2 separate regions of the Mus musculus genome follow, and region 1 is linked to region 2. A link is a loop called in an ENCODE intact Hi-C map of the cell type or tissue named here. Cell type or tissue: left cerebral cortex. All regions are shown on one strand.

Region 1 (8,000 bases), 61 kb before region 2:
GGGAGGGAGAGAGAGAAGGGGAGGGAGGGAAAGGAGATGAGAAAGGGAGGGGAAGAAGGGAAGGAGAGAAGAACCAGAGGAGAGCAGGAGGAGGAGGAGGGAGGGGAGGAGGAACAGGAGGGAGAGGGAGTAGAGGGGGAGGGAGAAAGGAGGACATTTTCTTTCCTAAAAAAGGAACTGGAGTTTTAAGATTTGTTTTATTATTTTAATTATGTGCCTGTCTGTGTGTGGGTATGCATTTGTGAGCATAGGTGTCTGCAGAGGCCAGAAGGTCAGATTCCTCCCGAACTGGAGTCACAGGCGTTTGTGAGCTGCCAGCTGAAGGCACCAGGAATCAAAACAGGGACCTCTGCAAGTACAGTGAGTGCTTCTAACTGCTGAGCCATCTCTCCAGCCCTATTTTAATTTCAAACTATGTATATGTACGTATGGGTATATGTGTATGAGTGCAGTGCCCTCAGAGGCCAGAAAAAGACATAAGATCCCTTGGAACTGGAGTTCCAGGCAGCTGCCCCGTGTGGGTTCTGGGAACCCGAATGGGGGCCTCTGCAGGAACAGCCAGTGCTCGTAACTGCTGGGCCGTTGCTCTAGCTTATCAGGTCAACAGTTTAAAAAGAAGGGGAATGTTGGTCCCTTTCGATATTGTTTGTCCCTCCCCTGCCTTTTGTGCCTTCCCTGACAGTGGCTCCCTTACCCACACTAGCTGCACACAGAGGCCCACCCTGTCCCTATAACACACACTTTGGCTAAAAAAGACCACCATCCTGTCTCAGCTTTCTTCCAGGGACAGAGCGACCTGGTGGCAACTCAGACCGACATGTGAAGAACCGACAGTACCATTCATTACCTGCCCCAGGGTGGACAGTGGGCTCTGGAGCTTTCGCTGTCTTGGGCCACGGACACTGGATTGCATATGTCCAGTGCTGGGCTTGTAGGGCCCAGCTGGAGCTGCCTTGATCTAAAGTTGAAGGATAGAAGTAAACCCAGTTCTTGCAAAGGGGACTTTTAGATGCTTATCTAGTGACATCTAAAACCCTCCTGCTACTCCTTGGTGGGGTGTGCTGAGAGAGGGGAGGGAGAACAGGAGGAAGACGGGTCTATGTGAAGGCAGGCTATGCTTTTCCTCAGTACATGGCTCCTGTGCAAGGCTCTCCCCACCCCCACCCCCATGGTCCTCTTGGAGATCTGCACTGCTCTGCTTATGGGGACACTGAGCTGCCTCTCCAGAGGGAGGCTGTGTGGTATCCTGTAGGCACTCCACGAGGAGCGTCTGTATGGAGCATCCTGCGTGGCATATCTTCCTTGGAGAAACCTACATGGAGCTTAGAATCTGTTGTTTTATAACCAGTTGAGCTGTGTGGAAACCAGGCCTGAAGCTTCCCCCATTGCAAGCTAAACCAACCACAAACCAGGCAGCAAAGCCACGTGAATGATTAAGTACCACAGTGAACTCACCGCCCTGAGGCTTTGATCTCCCAGGCTCCTGTTCCTGCACACAGCACCAGGGGACATCGCCTTGGATGTTGACTCTAGCACAGCCATCTTGGGACCAGCTAAGCTGTCTGTCAGGGAGTGGTGGTGGTTAAGGCTGAGCCAGGACTAATTATATAACAGAGCCTGGATCTCAGGCCCCACCTGGGCAGGCCATTTGACAGTAAGGGAACCCAAATACCTTGGATTGGCACAGAGCCTGTTTATTTAGGAAGTGAGAAAAGGTACACATCTGCTCAGCGGTGCAAAGGCAAGCCAAGTTCCTAAAGTCGCCCAGCCATTGTCTTGGTGGAATTGTGGAATAGCTTCTTGGATGTCACTCTTTCAGGCCCTGAAATGGAGCCTTGTGCAAAGAAATGAGAATAATGACCCAGGCGTCCCAGCCCCCATTGTACCATCTGGTGGCTCAGAAATCTTTTATAATCAAATGAGTAAGGAGACTTCTCACACTTCACACTGTCTGTCTGCGTGCTCTTTCTCTTTCTCTCTCTCACATGCATGCGTGCTACACGAACGCAGAATCTGAAGCAACAGCCACTGGGAACATTTTTTTTTTTTTTTTTTTTTTTTTTTTTTTGCTGTGTTTTGGAGGCTTTTCTATGTTGCCTGGGTGGGTACACAGATGGTATGTTTAGCCAAAGCATGAGGGGTAATTTGGAAATAAATGGAAGTTTGAGTCTGTGGACACATCTGATGCATTTGTGTGCTCTGTGTATATGTCTGGGTCCGTGTGACAGACAACCAAAGCTTGTATGCCTTGGGGTCCTTAGGCCTCTGGGTTGGAACATGGCTGACACTCACCTGGCAGTCTTTGACCTTCTTGGGAGTAGGTAGGCCAGAGGAGTAGTGATCGTGACCGGTAATGAGAACACAGTGTCCCAAGTAATGGCAAAAGAAGCTTTAACCCCGGGAGGAGATGGACGGGGTCAGACCCAGCCCGCTTCAGGCTTTTTGAAGCCCACAGGCCTTTTCAGGGCCGGCCTGGATCCCTAGGGAGACAAGCCCTCATCTCCAAATTTGAAAATGTCTGCCTACCTCCACGTCTACCCCTAATTGGTGCCAATTCTGTCCACTTGGCCATTTAAGCAAAACAAATCTCCACGTAGCTTGGAGTCGACCCTTATCAGGAGCCGGTCAGGGTGTGAACGGGCTGTGCTGTTGGGCAGCTGGCCAGCCAGGTTAACAGCCTCAGACTGGGGCTGGTGGTGTGTCCTTGTGCTGGCAAATGCTAGTGTGGTATGCTCAGGACCTCACAGACTGAGTTTCCACCGTGACAAGGGATGAAACCAGCACCCAGTCTCTCTTCCCTCTCCCCGCTCTTCCCTGCTACTTTTCTACTTCTATTACAGCTCTCATGCCCCAGGCAGCCAGGAAGTCTCCCCTCCCTTCCCCCTCTTTCTGGTGGGGCTCAGGACCTCTCAGAGATGGGAGAGTTTAAACACGTGTTCTCTCCCTCTCTGCACCCCACCCACCTTTGGCTTGCAGACTGCTGCAAGCTGTTTTCCTCCCCAGAAGAACACTGCAGCAGAAAGCAGTAAACACTCCGGAGTCTCCCAAACACTCGCTCAGTTGGCTAGAGTGCCGCCACCGGTAGACGGGTAGATGCTGCTCAGGTGAGTTCAGCTTCATGGGTAGTGTAGGTGCCACTCAGGGAACAGGAAGGTCTTTGGGTCTGGGCGCTGGACGAATGAATGTTCTTTGGGACTTATTTATCTGCTTCTTGCCATGTCACAGTGCTGTGTGGGGGTCTGGTAGAACTTCCATAGGAATCCCATGGAGGTAGTAGAAGTGGGATAGAAAAGGTTTTTTCCTGCGCTGGTGAGTCACAAGGATTTCATGAGTGAAATATCCTTCCCTTTACTTCACAGTGGTCCCCATAACATTACTGTCGTAACATTGGGTCCCAAGTATGAACCACAGTACTGTGCAAATGGTGGCAGGGAGGAGGAGACACAGTTTAAAAACTATGCCGAGCCTGGAGAGATGGCTCTGCAGTTAAAGGCTGGACTCACAACCAAAATGACAAAGCCTCAATGTCCACTGATCTACCAACCCTTCTTTTGAAGTGCCTTCCATTGCCCTGGGCTTCCGGGATCTGATTTGGAAGAGTGGGGAGTTGTCATCCCCAGTGAAAGCTCTGCTTTCAGCCCCCCACCCCCCTCAGACTTTCTGGAACTTTCTGCTAGCCCCTATCTTCTTAGGTAAAAATGCATCTCTGTCTCCTCCATGTCATCTGGCTTTTTATTCTTCCCTGGGGACAGGAGGTGGTATGGGAACCCTTGCCCCAGGCCTCCTCTGTGGTATTGGATATCATTAGGTACATTGTCACATCAGCTTAATATTTAGTCCCTAGGTTCCGCATCGATGCCTCTCGGTTGATTCACACAAGGCTCAGTGTAGCAGTCTGCTTCAAACATTAAAACTATGGTCCTAGGGATGGGGAAGGAGGGACAGGGGCAGGGCCACCTCAGAGTCCAGCTTAGGGGTGTCCTGGCCAGTCACCCAAGTGTGTGTTCCTTCCTGCTTTGATCCAGTTTTGAGATGTCTGTTGTAAGTCTAGCTGGTGCCGGGGTTGGGAAGGGGAAGGCTACGGATTAAGAGCCAGCGAGGCAGACTAGTATCCAGCAATTTTGTACACTCTAAGCAGCAACATTGGGTTTCTTTTTAAAGCAATCTGGATTTTGGCCACCTCCCAGGAAATCCGGATGTGTGTGGCGAGATGTGGCTCACGCCTGTTTGGTCTAGTAGTCCGGCTTCTTTGCCAGAAACTCTCTGTGAAGTTCCCAGCAGCTGGGCCGCAGAGGTACATGAAAGGCCTATCCAAATTCCAGGCAAATGAAAGAATCTGTGTCATCACTGATACACTCCTGATGACAGCAGCTACCTGGGTGCCTGGTCGCTCTCTGCTGCTGTTCTGTGTGCGTCTTTCCTTTGCATTTTGCTGTTACTGCGCCTAGGAATTTTCTTGGCTCCTATGACGCAGCTGACCATGGCAGTGGATGTTCCTGAATTTCTTCCCATTATTACTGTGTCGGATTGGAATGCAAATCTTAAAAAAGAAATTTTATCATGGTTTTCCACTACTATAAAAGTAGTAACAAGCCAGGCATGGTGACTCATGTCTATACTTCTGCTGCTCAGGAGGCTGAGACAGGAGGTTTGCCATGACTTCTAGGCCAGCCTGGCCTACAGTGTCTGACTGCCATCCTTCAAAAAGGAAAAAAACGGGCTTTGGGATATGGCTCAGTTGGTAGAGTGAGTGCCTAGCATGCACAAGGCTCTGGGTTCAAACCTCAGCCCGTCACATACCTGTCTTGATGATGTATCCCTGCAATGTCAGCATTTGGGAGGTAGAGGCAGGAGAATCAGAAGTTCAAAGTTCAAAGAAAAGAAAAGAATAAGGTTGGACTCCCATTTCATCCTGTATAAAAGAATTAACTCAAAATATACCAAAAACCTACATATAGTGGCTAAAACTAGAACACTCCTAGGAGCTAAATGAGCAAGTCTTGACCTTGAGTTAGACCATGACTTCTTAGATATGATTCAGAAAGAACAAACATCGCAAGATAATGCAGTTGCCTTTCAAAGGACACTGGGAAGAACTTGAAAAGAGGCGGGAGAAGAGAAGAGCCAGACTGCAGGCAAGATCATTCTAGACTTATATCTGGAATGTGCAAAGAGCTCTTACAGCGCAGTAGCAAAAGACTCTCACAGAAAACATCGGGCAAGGTACTTCTGTTGGTACTTTTCTCATTGCTCTCACAAAAGGAGAAAAGAAGAAAGGATGGCGCCAGGAGCCTGAGGTGTCTGGTCACACTGCTACACAGTCAGGAAGGGATGGGGACATCCTGGTGCTCAGCTTACTCTCTCCCTCTTATTCAGTCCAAAATCCTAGCCTACGGAATGGTGGCCCCACATTTAGGGTGGGTCTTCCCTTTGTTTTCTAGGTGATTCTAGATCCCATCAAGTTGATAATCAATGTTAGCCATTTCTTAAAGAATTCATAAAAGGACCATGAGCACGTGACCTCCCAGAATCACCTGTCATGAGAGGCATGTAATCTGAGACCACCATAAAGGGCCCTGCCATACCCACCAAGACCCTGAGAATGTCAGGCAGATGCAGTATAGGGGTGGATGTGGGGACAACGGAACCCTTGTCCACTGCTAAAAGCAATGCGAAGAAAAGGAAGCAATCATAGGAGATGGCAGGCTGTGTCATCCCGCTTCCATGAAATCTTCAGAGCAAGGTGCTCCATAGAGAGAGTATGGGCATGCATGGTTACCTGGGATGGTGGTCGGAGGGAAATTGGTCGTAAGATTTCATTTGGTGTGTGTGTGTGTGTGTGTGTGTGTGTGTGTGTGTGTGCGCGTGTGTGAAACATACTGTTGTCATACATACAGAGGTCAGGACAACTTGTGAGAACTTGTGAGAGTCGATTCTCTCTCCCCCATGTAAGTCCTGGTGGGACTGAACTCAGGTCTCAGGCTTGATAGGCCAAGCATCATTATCATCATCAAGGCATCTTTCTGACCCAGGTATGACATTTCTTAGGAGGGAGACAAACATGTTCTAAAGCATATGGTGGTGATGACCATGAGGACCTCTGACAACTGGGCTCCATAGGTGGACACGTGAAGTGTGTGCTGAGCAAGCTGTTCCTCAGTGGAGATGTATGTTAGTCCCACCTTGTTGTGACAAGACACCTGGCAAGAGGAGTTTCTAGAAGGAAGGGTTTATTCTGGCTCAGGGTTTGAGGGGACCCAGTCCCATAGCTGTGGGGAGTCAGGAAGCATGGAGATGCATACTGCTACTTGGCTCCTATTTGTCTTTTCATTCACTCTGGGCCTCCATCTAAGTCAGTGGTTCTCAGTCAGGGGCAGGGGTGGGGGTGTTCAAACAACTCTTTCACAGGGGGACACCTAAGACCATTAGGATTACATAGATATTCACATTAGGATTCATAACAGTAGCAATGAAAGTAATGGTATGGTTGGTGGGGGGATGTCATCACACCGTGAGGAACCGTATGAAAGGGTCGCAGCATTACGACGGATGAGAACCACTGATGTAGATCATAGGATGGTGTAGCCCTCATTCAGGATGGGCCTTCCCTCCTCAGTGAACCTCTCTGAAGGTGCCTTCATAGACACTCACTCCGGGCTTTGTCTCCTAGGCAGTTCCCAACTCTGCTTGACAGTGAGGATTGATCAACACAGGCTGTTATTTTAAAACGCCAAGAACTTAACACAGGAGCTCTCCTTGTGTTTTTCCTTCCCCAGCGCACATTTCAGTGGCAAGAGCTTTCCCTCAGTGTCCCCCCATCCCTACCCCCACCCCGCCCAGCCAGTCTGGGACCTTCCTTTCTTCCTTTCCAGTCCCAAGGAATCTACTCAGAAGGCACCTTGCCCGCCACCCACATATCACTAGTGTTTGCACTGCAGTCTTAGATCTCTTTAGCTCTCCTCACGTGCTGCTTTCCCACTGGAAACTGTCCAGAGGTGAACTAACTGTCCCAGAACCAGGTGACTGCGTTTCCATTACCTGCTACACACCAGTGGCTTTGCAAGCTGGGGCAAGATCCAGGCCCTGCTTCCTCAGCAGCCACGGCCATCCCAGAAGTTCATCCTTTGCTATCTGAGCATCAGGTGAGCGGGAGAAACCCCAGAAAACAATCCAGGGTAGGAGCAGAAGGATGGGAGCTCGGAGCCTGGTGCTTCCCCAGGAGGCAGGGCCTCTGGAGTCTCAGTGTTGCCGTGGTCCTCTGTCCAGATGTCAATCATTACAGCCTTCTGTATATTAGAGTGAAACAAAAATAATCTGCTGTCCCCTGTCTAGCTAGGGCGCTCTATAGTAGTGAATTCTGTTCTTCATCTGTGGAGTGGGTTGGATCCTTTAGTGACCTGCTCTGGTCAGCAAGAAAGCGAACTTTGAAAGCAGGTTGAGCTTTGGGCTGGGTTAAGATGAGGACAACCCTCATCCCAGCTCCTACTGCAGGGGTGACACTGACAACACATTTTCAGCCCCGCTGTCCTAATGGACTTTGGAAGGGCCACCTCTGCCTTCCACACTCACCTCCTCATCTCTCATATGGGAAGGACTTCTGCCCCTGCCCATTTTGTGGCCAGAGAGCCCACAAGTGTTTCTGCGAGTTATGTGAGCACAAGTCTTCTGCTCCATGTTTCAGATGCCAGTGATGACTCTGAAACGGGGTGGCTGGCTTGCACTGGACTCCACAGAGAAGGCCATGTTTTCTAAATCAAGAATGGTCTCAGGCATGTCCAGTGGGTGCTTTATCAGCGAGGTTACCCCCCATCCCTGCCCTGCTCCTCAACAACTTTCTAGAGTTTGAGTGAGAGCCAAAATACAATTAAAAGAAACAGAACTACGTTAACTTACAGGGCTGGAACAAACTCAGAAGTGTGGAATCTTAAGGCCCCACAAGGCATCCCCAGGAGAGCCTTGGAAACCGGTTTTCCTTGTTCTTTGGGGATGGGAGCCCCTGG
Region 2 (8,000 bases):
CGCCAACTTCTTCCCCTACGGCGATGCCTCCAAGTTCGCTGAACACGTCTTCCGCACCTTCGACACCAACAGCGATGGCACCATCGACTTCCGGGAGTTCATCATTGCTCTGAGTGTGACCTCTCGGGGCAAGCTGGAACAGAAGCTCAAGTGGGCCTTTAGCATGTACGACCTGGACGGCAATGGCTACATCAGCCGCAGTGAAATGCTGGAGATAGTGCAGGTACCGGCACTTGGCAGGGCCAGGAGTGTGGGGTACACAGAGAGCGCAGGGATCCAGGACCCCCATCCCGGACCCCATAAACCAGGTCATTCCTTGGCCCACTTGCTGGTGTACAGGAGTGGAGGTCTTTGCAGAGAGTAACAATAAAAGCCAAGCATCTATTGATTGCTTGCTGGACATCAGGCCCCAGCTGAGCTCATCTGTAAGGTTTATTCACACAATTCTATGAAACAGGTCTTGTGGCCTTGTGGTCTTGTGGCAGCCTAGCTAAAATGGTAAGCCCCAGCCGGGTTCAGTGAGAGAGAGAAAAGGGAAGATTGTGAACACCGGTATTGCTGTTTGGCCTCTGCAAGGGTAGGTGTTCATCTGCACACATGTGTATAACATACACACATTAGCCGTCTATAGGGCTTCCTATAGAACGACACAGTAAAGGATGAGTCAGCAGTCAGTTCTTCACAGGAGCGATGCTTATGTGCACCCTGCATCCTTCCTGCTCCATGCTCTAAACCATCTCTGTATTTGGTCCAGTGAGCTGACTCTGTGGGTAAAGGTGAATGCTACCAAGCCTGGCAGCCTGGGTTCGATCCCTAAGACCCACATGGTAGGAAAAGAGAACCAGGGTCCACAAGTTGTCCTCTGCAGATTCAGGACCCATGGGGTGGGCAGGGCTCACTGTATTTCCCCTTTGACCTTCCCTCTGGGCTTCCCCAGCTCCCCACCAAAGATCCTTTTTCAGACAGAGCTATGCTCTCCCCACCACCCCCACTCTCCCAGCTCAGGAACCCTCCATTCTTCTACGCCCCAGCTGTATCCTGTTCTCTTGAACGTCACTTAACCTTTCCTGGCTCCCTTTGCCCAGCACCTTGTCTGTGAGACTTGTTCTGATGAGAGAAGGGTCCTGACTCTGCCCTGTCCATGCTCCTTGGTTAGCTGAGCGAGGACCATAACTCACCCTCCATCCTCCAGAGCACACTCACAGATGCCCCTTTGCAGGCCATCTACAAGATGGTGTCCTCCGTGATGAAGATGCCTGAGGACGAGTCCACGCCCGAAAAGCGAACAGACAAGATCTTCAGACAGATGGACACAAACAATGATGGTAGGAAACATGTCAGGAGTGAGCAGGTGGGGTGGGAGGAGGGGTTAGGAGAGGGGATGGGGGTGGGGAGAAGGGAGCAGATGTACCTGTGAAACTGTTGATGACACACAACACCCTGTGCCCTATGCAGCACTGCCCCTTTCCAGCCCACTTGATTCAGCTCTCCTGAAGGGAGGGAGACTAGAATTCAGGGTTAGGGGCACCTAGCCTGCAATCTGAACCCTTCCAATGGCTTTATAACCATGGGCATGTCAGTAGACCCTCTGAGCTGTAGTCTTCATCCGTGTTGTCTGTCTGAGTTAGGGTTTCCATTGCTCTGATGACACACCATGGCCACAAGCAACTTGGGGAGAAAAGGGTTTATTCATTCACAGTTTCCACATAACAGTTCATCATCAAAAGCAGTGAGGGTTGGACTCAAACAGGGCAGCAACCTGAAGGCAGGAGCTGATACAGAGACCATGAAAGGGTTGCTGCTTACTGGCTTGCTCCCCATGGCTTGCTCAGCCTGCTTTCTTATAGAACTCAGGATCACTAGCCCAGGGTTGTACCACCTACAATGGGCTGGGCCCTCCTCCATCAATCACTAGTTAAGAAAATGCCTTCTGGTCAGACATGGTGGCACTTGTCTTTAATCCCAGCTCATAGGAGACAGGAGGCTTTCTGTGAGTTCAAGGCTAACCTGGTCTAAAAAGTGAGTTCTAGGACAGTCAGGGCTGTTACATAGAGGAACCCTGATTAAAAAAACATAACAAAACAAAAAAGGGGGGATGGAGAGAGAGAGAGAGAGAGAGAGAGAGAGAGAATGAATGAATGAATATGCCCTATAGGTTTTCCTGCAGACATTTTATAGAGACATTTTCTCAAGTGAGGCTTCCTCCTCCCTGATAACTAAAGCTTCTGTCAAGCTGACATAACATTAGCACATGTTGACAGAAGGAGTGGTCTTACTATTTCTACAAGTATATATGGGAAGGGGAAGCAGGTGTACTGGTGGCTGAGAGGTGAGACACTGTGAATCAAGGGGCTTTGAGTCTTGGGATTCTGAGAGGCCGCCCAGGCCATCATCCTGGGATGTGAGGCACCTCGGATGCTCATGGGGTTCATCAAGCATAGAAGCCTCATCTGCCTGTGGTCATCGTATCTAGGACTGTGAGGTCCTACCACAGCTGCAAAACAGCAGGTCTCAGGAGGAGGCAAGGTGGTGAGAGGTCACCAGGACATGCCCTGTGTCCTCCTGTGCCTTGGCTGAGTTTCTCACAGGACCTCAGCAAGGGTGAGGTAGCTGCACGGTGAGTTGATCCTGCCCGTCCGTGACTTTGTAGAGCCAAGAGTGATTGGCTTTTGTTCCAACACGAAATGCAGCATTTAGGCAAGAAAAGGCTCCCCGGGTTGCGCTGAAATTAAATGTACGCAAATGCACAGGAAAGAGCAGTGAACAGCCTCCAGTGCTCTGTGCAGGTGAGCTGAGGACAGGGCTCAGCGGGACTCAAGGCTCCCGTGGAACTGTAGACAGCAAAAGCTTTCCAGACATCAAGGAAATGCTTTTCAAAACATGTCCACACACAAAGTAATGCAGCCTCTTGCCTGGTGCTGCCTTTCAGCCATTTTCTAAAGTGTTCTTTACTCTCTTGTGTACCGTGACATGGAGGCTTGTGTTCCAACAGACCAAACTGAGGCTTGCCCACTTCCCAGGCCTGTCTTTCTTCTCCGTGAAATGGGGATAAGCCCACTTGAGTGGGTGTGAGGCTAAAGTAGCACTATGCTGGTGGGACACTTAACATGGAAGGCCATTGTTTCTGATTGTCAAAGTCAGGACCTTCACCAGTTTCAAAATGGAGACCGTGTCCCCACTGTGCACTTGTCCAATTGTTTGTGTCTGGCTATGGAGGCCACTGAGCACATAATCTTTCCTGTAAGCCATGGGCCACTTGCTAGCACTCAAGAGATGAGAAGTCAGGGCTTTCAGAGAAACTGGTACAGAATAGGACTAGAATAGGACAGCAAAGGTGGATAGCTCTCAACATCTGAAGCTGGCAAGAGTCTACACTAGGGGGCGCTGTGATAGTTTTAACTGTCAACTTGACTCAGTTTAGAATCACCTCAGAAGTCATTAAGATTTAGTATTTATTTTCTACATGAGGGTTTGCCTGAATGCATGTTTGTGTAAGACATTAGAGGCCAGGAAAGGGCACTGGGTCGCCCTGGAACTGGAGTTACAAATGATTGGGAACCACCCTATGGATGCTGGGAACTTTATCCAGGACCCTCTGCAAAAGCAGCAACTGCTCTTAACTGCTGAGCCATCTCCCAGCACTAGAGGAGTCTTTTTTGCTTGTTGGTTTGTTTTTTAGAGACAAGGTTTCCCTGTGTAGCCCTGGCTGTCCTGGAACTTGCTGTTTAGACCATGTTGGCTTCAAACTCAGAGATCCACCAGTCTGCCTCCTGAGTACTGGGATTAAAGATGTGTGCCACCACTGCTCAGCTCAGAAGAATCTTAATGAAGAATTATCTAAATCAGTGGTTCTCAACCTATGGGTTCCAACCCCTTTGGGGAATCAAATGAACTTTTCCCAGAGGTGGCATAAGCCCAACAGAAAACACTAATATTCAGATTCAGATTCATAACAATAGTGTAATCACAGTTATGAAGTAACAGTGAAAATAATCTTTTGGTTGAGGGTCACTACAACACAAGGAACTGCATTAAAGGGTCACAGCATTAGGAAGGCTGAGAACCATCAATCTAGATCATGGTAGCCTATGAGTATGCCTGTTGGGGGTTGTGTTGTTGGTTAATTGATGTGGGAAACCCCATTACTATTCTCTAGACAGGGGGCCTGAACAGTGTAATAAAGGGAAAAGAAGAGTATCAGAAAAAAGTGCAGAGTATCATTATGAGCCAGGTGCTCATACCTCTATTCTCTCTGCCCTGTGAGGTTTTAAAGCCTTGACTTCCTGAAGTGATGAACTGTAACCTAGAAGGAAACCAAAGAAAACTTCCTGCCTTAAGTTGCTTTTAGTTAGGGGATTTTTATCACAGTAACAGAAATGTAATTTGACCTGCAGCCATAATTTGTCCTGTCTCCCCAGCTGCCCCAGATCGTGGTGGCTCTCCAGGTCTCTAAGTGTGGCTAGCAGCTTACTTCATGCCATAGAGTTCATTACCAAACCTCATGACTTTTGCTCCATCCCCACGACCTACACCTTGAAAGGAAAACCTGCTCTTACAAGTTGTCCTCTGACCACATGTGTGCCTCAACATGGCATGTGTGTATGTGACAGGAGGAGAGTGAGAGAGAGAGAGAGAGAGTGAGAGAGAGAGAGAGTGAGAGAGAGAGAGAGAGAGAGAGAGAGAGAGAGAGAGAAAAGACTGGACATTGTCCATTTTCCAGAGGGCTCCAGACTTTAAGCAGAGCACTGACTAATCCTACATCTCCCGCTTCCATCCCTCAGGCAAACTGTCCCTGGAAGAATTCATCAAAGGTGCCAAGAGCGACCCATCCATTGTCCGGTTGCTGCAGTGTGATCCCAGCAGTGCTAGCCAGTTCTGAGGGGAATGGGCTTTTGGACATTTGTGAGAAACACAGGCTTGGCCTGCCATGTTCAGCTTTGCTTGTAAAAGTGGATTCCTCCGTGATCTCTCCTGCTCTCCCAGGACCTGGGTCCAGGCAGCAATCGCACCCTCCTGACCTGGCCAACTGTGGCTTCCTCCTCCTCCAGTTCAGGCTGGCTCCTTCCAATGGTTCAAGTGTTCTCGGCTGTAGGGCTCCTTCCTGCCCACAGAGGGCCTGGCGGCCCTTAAGGACACCAGACAGGACTTTTCAGTATCTTACCAAGACCAGCTAATTTATTCTATGATCCCAGATGACTTTGTGAGGATGAAAAAGATGGAGAGTAGACAGGCAAGCCCTTCCTGTGCATGGCTCCACCTCCCTTGTTCATTTTCTCTGACCAAAGCCGCTTGCATGTATATACCGTGGTATCCTTACTTTTAATATATGAGTTATATGTACGGTGAGATGGACTATAATGTTCAGCCCCTGTATTTAATGCCTCTGACTGCCTTTGAAGCATGGTCCCCTGTGGCCTGTGATTCCCCCCACCCCCAAGTCTGGCTGTGCTGTGATATTTATGCATTCATGATTTGCCTGATTCCACAGGAGATACATGCATGCCCAGGGCTGTGGACATCTGCCTCCGTCCTGTAAATGCAGGTGTTTCTGTGTGCTCTGTCCTTCCTGTCGATTGGTCTGGCATATTAAAATGATCAAATAAACCAAGGTCTGTGAGTTTCCTGTGTTGCAGCATTCACCCTGTTCATGGTGAATCCTGAGCAGAAGTGGGTCCCTCTTCTAACTGCCACTATGTCTAAATACATTCTATGCCTGTTCTACAATATCTGCCTAATGCCAAGAAAGCCTTGTGAAAATATAGGATGACTGTTCTTGGCAGGTCTGACTGTGACACGCTGCCTCCCTCCCCACTCCTTCTGTGGTTTAATCAGCAAGGTAGCAGGAAAGCCAACTTCAAGAGAAAGGAGTAGGGTCAGCAGCAGCAGCAGTGAGGGGGAAGACCTGGGCTCTCATTATCCTCTTCTGTGATCATGCCTATGTCTGGTCCCTAAAAGTGCTTCCATCATGAAGATGTTTACCTCTTGTACCCAGAAGTCATCAGGAACCAATATGTATCTCCCGATTCCCATGTCCCCCATGTCTTAGTTAAGGTTCCTGGTGCTGTGATGAGACACCAGGAACAATAGCAATTTGGGGAAGAAGTGTCTTATTTCACTCGCAGTTGATAGAACAGTTCAGCAACAGTGAGGGCAGGAACTCAAGCAAGATCAGTATGTTCTCTTAATTGCTGAGCCGTCTCACCATCCTGGCTTGCTTTCTTACACAGCCAAGAGATGGCACTACCCACATCAGTCATTAATCAAGAGAATGCCCTCACAGACTTGCCTACATGCCAGTCTGATGGAGGCATTTTCTCTGGAGTTTGTGTGCTTGGTTTTGGATTTTATTTTTTATTTTTTGAGACAGGCTTTCATACAGGTTTGGATGGTTTAAAGGTCAATATGTAGATGAGCTGGCCTCAGACTCAAGGAGATCCACCTGCCAAGGCTTTTCTCAACTGGGGTTCCCAGATGACTCCAATGAGGCTGCACCTTTTCCAATGGCCTCCTGGCCTTGCTTCAGGGACTCTGACCCTGCTATATGGTGCCAAACCTCAGTTTCTCCTTATGACACCCCTGACTCTGCAGCTTTCATGCTGCCAAAACCACTACACTATGGGAAACACATAACCAAGTTCAGCTGCCAGCCTGAGATGCAGCCTTGCCCCTGTCTGGAGTCCAGCTGCTGCATGCTTGACCCTGGAGAAGGGCTTCCCAGAGGAAGTCACCTCGCTCAATGATGCTGCTCTCTCCTAAGTCACAACTGATTTCTCTACCCCAAATGACCAATATTGTCTCACAAAGCAAATGTTTGCTTCAGTGGTGCTAGTCTCTTGTTAATCATAGCTGGTTCTTCAGTCTCAGCTGATCAGAACCACAGGCTCTGAATATACAGTGTCACACAGATGGCCCTCTGCTTCCCTCTGAGAAGAACACATGCCTACACATACATACACATACATACATATTACTGCACATACTCAATGCACACAGCTAATTGATCAATTTTTAAAAAGAAAATGTTGACCAGGCAGCATACACTTTTGGTTCCAGCACTGAGGAGACAAAGGCAGATGGATCTCTGTGAGTTTGAGGCCAACCTGGTCTACAGAGTGAGTTCCAGGACAGCCAGGGCTACATTGGAACATAGAAAACCTGTTTCAAAAAAGAAGGGAGTGGAAGGTGGTCTGCACTGCGCTGTGCTGGGCTAGACTGGTAGGCAGTCATAGGCCACACAGACAACGCTGAGGCAGAAGCATGAAGAAACCTGAACCTCTCCAATGAGCGTGGGGATGAAGCAGGGGAAGGGGTAGATATGGAGAAAGATCTTGAATGTATGGAACAGCTGAGAATTTAGTCAGAGAGGAGTCCATGCCAGCCTTTCCCCACTCAGTGGGCTCCACACACAGCAAGGCCATTGGCCCTCCTGCTTAAAGTCACAGAACCTATAGGTTGAGCTTCAGAGAGAGCAGTCTGAAGATGTTCAGGAAGCACCCACTGAGCACCTGTCCTGGTGAGCACTGGAGACTCTGAGATTGGCCAGACATTGTCTTTGCTCCCACCTCACCTCAAGGAGAAAGGTGCTGTTGGCTAGAAGGTGTTTTAGATTTTGGACAGAAACGGTCCCTCAGGGCCAAACAGGGCATGTGCCTTGGCTAATGTCACCCAGCAAGTTCAGGTTCACATATTCAAATAATGGAGAGTAAGAGAATGGATGGATGTGTCTGCACAGTCTCTCTCTCTCTCTCTCTCTCTCTCTCTCTCTCTCTTTCAAGATTGATTTATTTTTTATATGTAAGTACACTGTAGCTGTCTTCAGACACCCCAGAAGAGTGCATCACATCTCATTACAGTTGGTTGTGAGCCACCATGAGGTTGGCTGGGACTTGAACTCAAGACCTTCAGAAGAACAGTCAGTGCTCTTAACCACTGAGCCATCTCTCCAGCCCAGGGAGTCTTCTTAAATGGGGAACCCAAAGATACCCAGGATTTGAGAGTAC

Evidence for each region. Peaks named below come from ENCODE experiments on the same cell type or tissue, not always from the same donor. Only the 100,000 strongest peaks of a DNase experiment are listed, where the experiment ranks them.
Region 1: a loop joins it to region 2, with 2.2 times the contacts of the local background. A loop is called at or near these places in 6 of 42 quality-filtered maps.

Annotation. Positions count from the first base shown.
Region 1 is chr12:17,725,205-17,733,204 of GRCm38, forward strand. All of the region lies in intron 1 of Hpcal1 (hippocalcin-like 1), which reads left to right. Gm51995 (a long non-coding RNA gene) reads right to left here. Exons shown (of 3, transcript XR_003950241.1): 2 at 7,039-8,000; 3 at 3,276-6,683. Among named protein-coding and RNA genes, the nearest start is that of Gm51995, 8.1 kb to the right of the region's middle. In left cerebral cortex, no CTCF peak of the experiment used is centred here; DNase peaks (open chromatin) are centred at 1,886, 2,926 and 4,192.
Region 2 is chr12:17,786,326-17,794,325 of GRCm38, forward strand. Hpcal1 (hippocalcin-like 1) reads left to right here. Exons shown (of 5, transcript NM_001361645.1): 3 at 1-223; 4 at 1,220-1,325; 5 at 4,782-5,604. The coding sequence ends at 4,879. Among named protein-coding and RNA genes, the nearest start is that of Gm40312, 25 kb to the right of the region's middle. In left cerebral cortex, a CTCF peak has its summit at 3,397 (motif pointing right); a DNase peak (open chromatin) is centred at 5,800.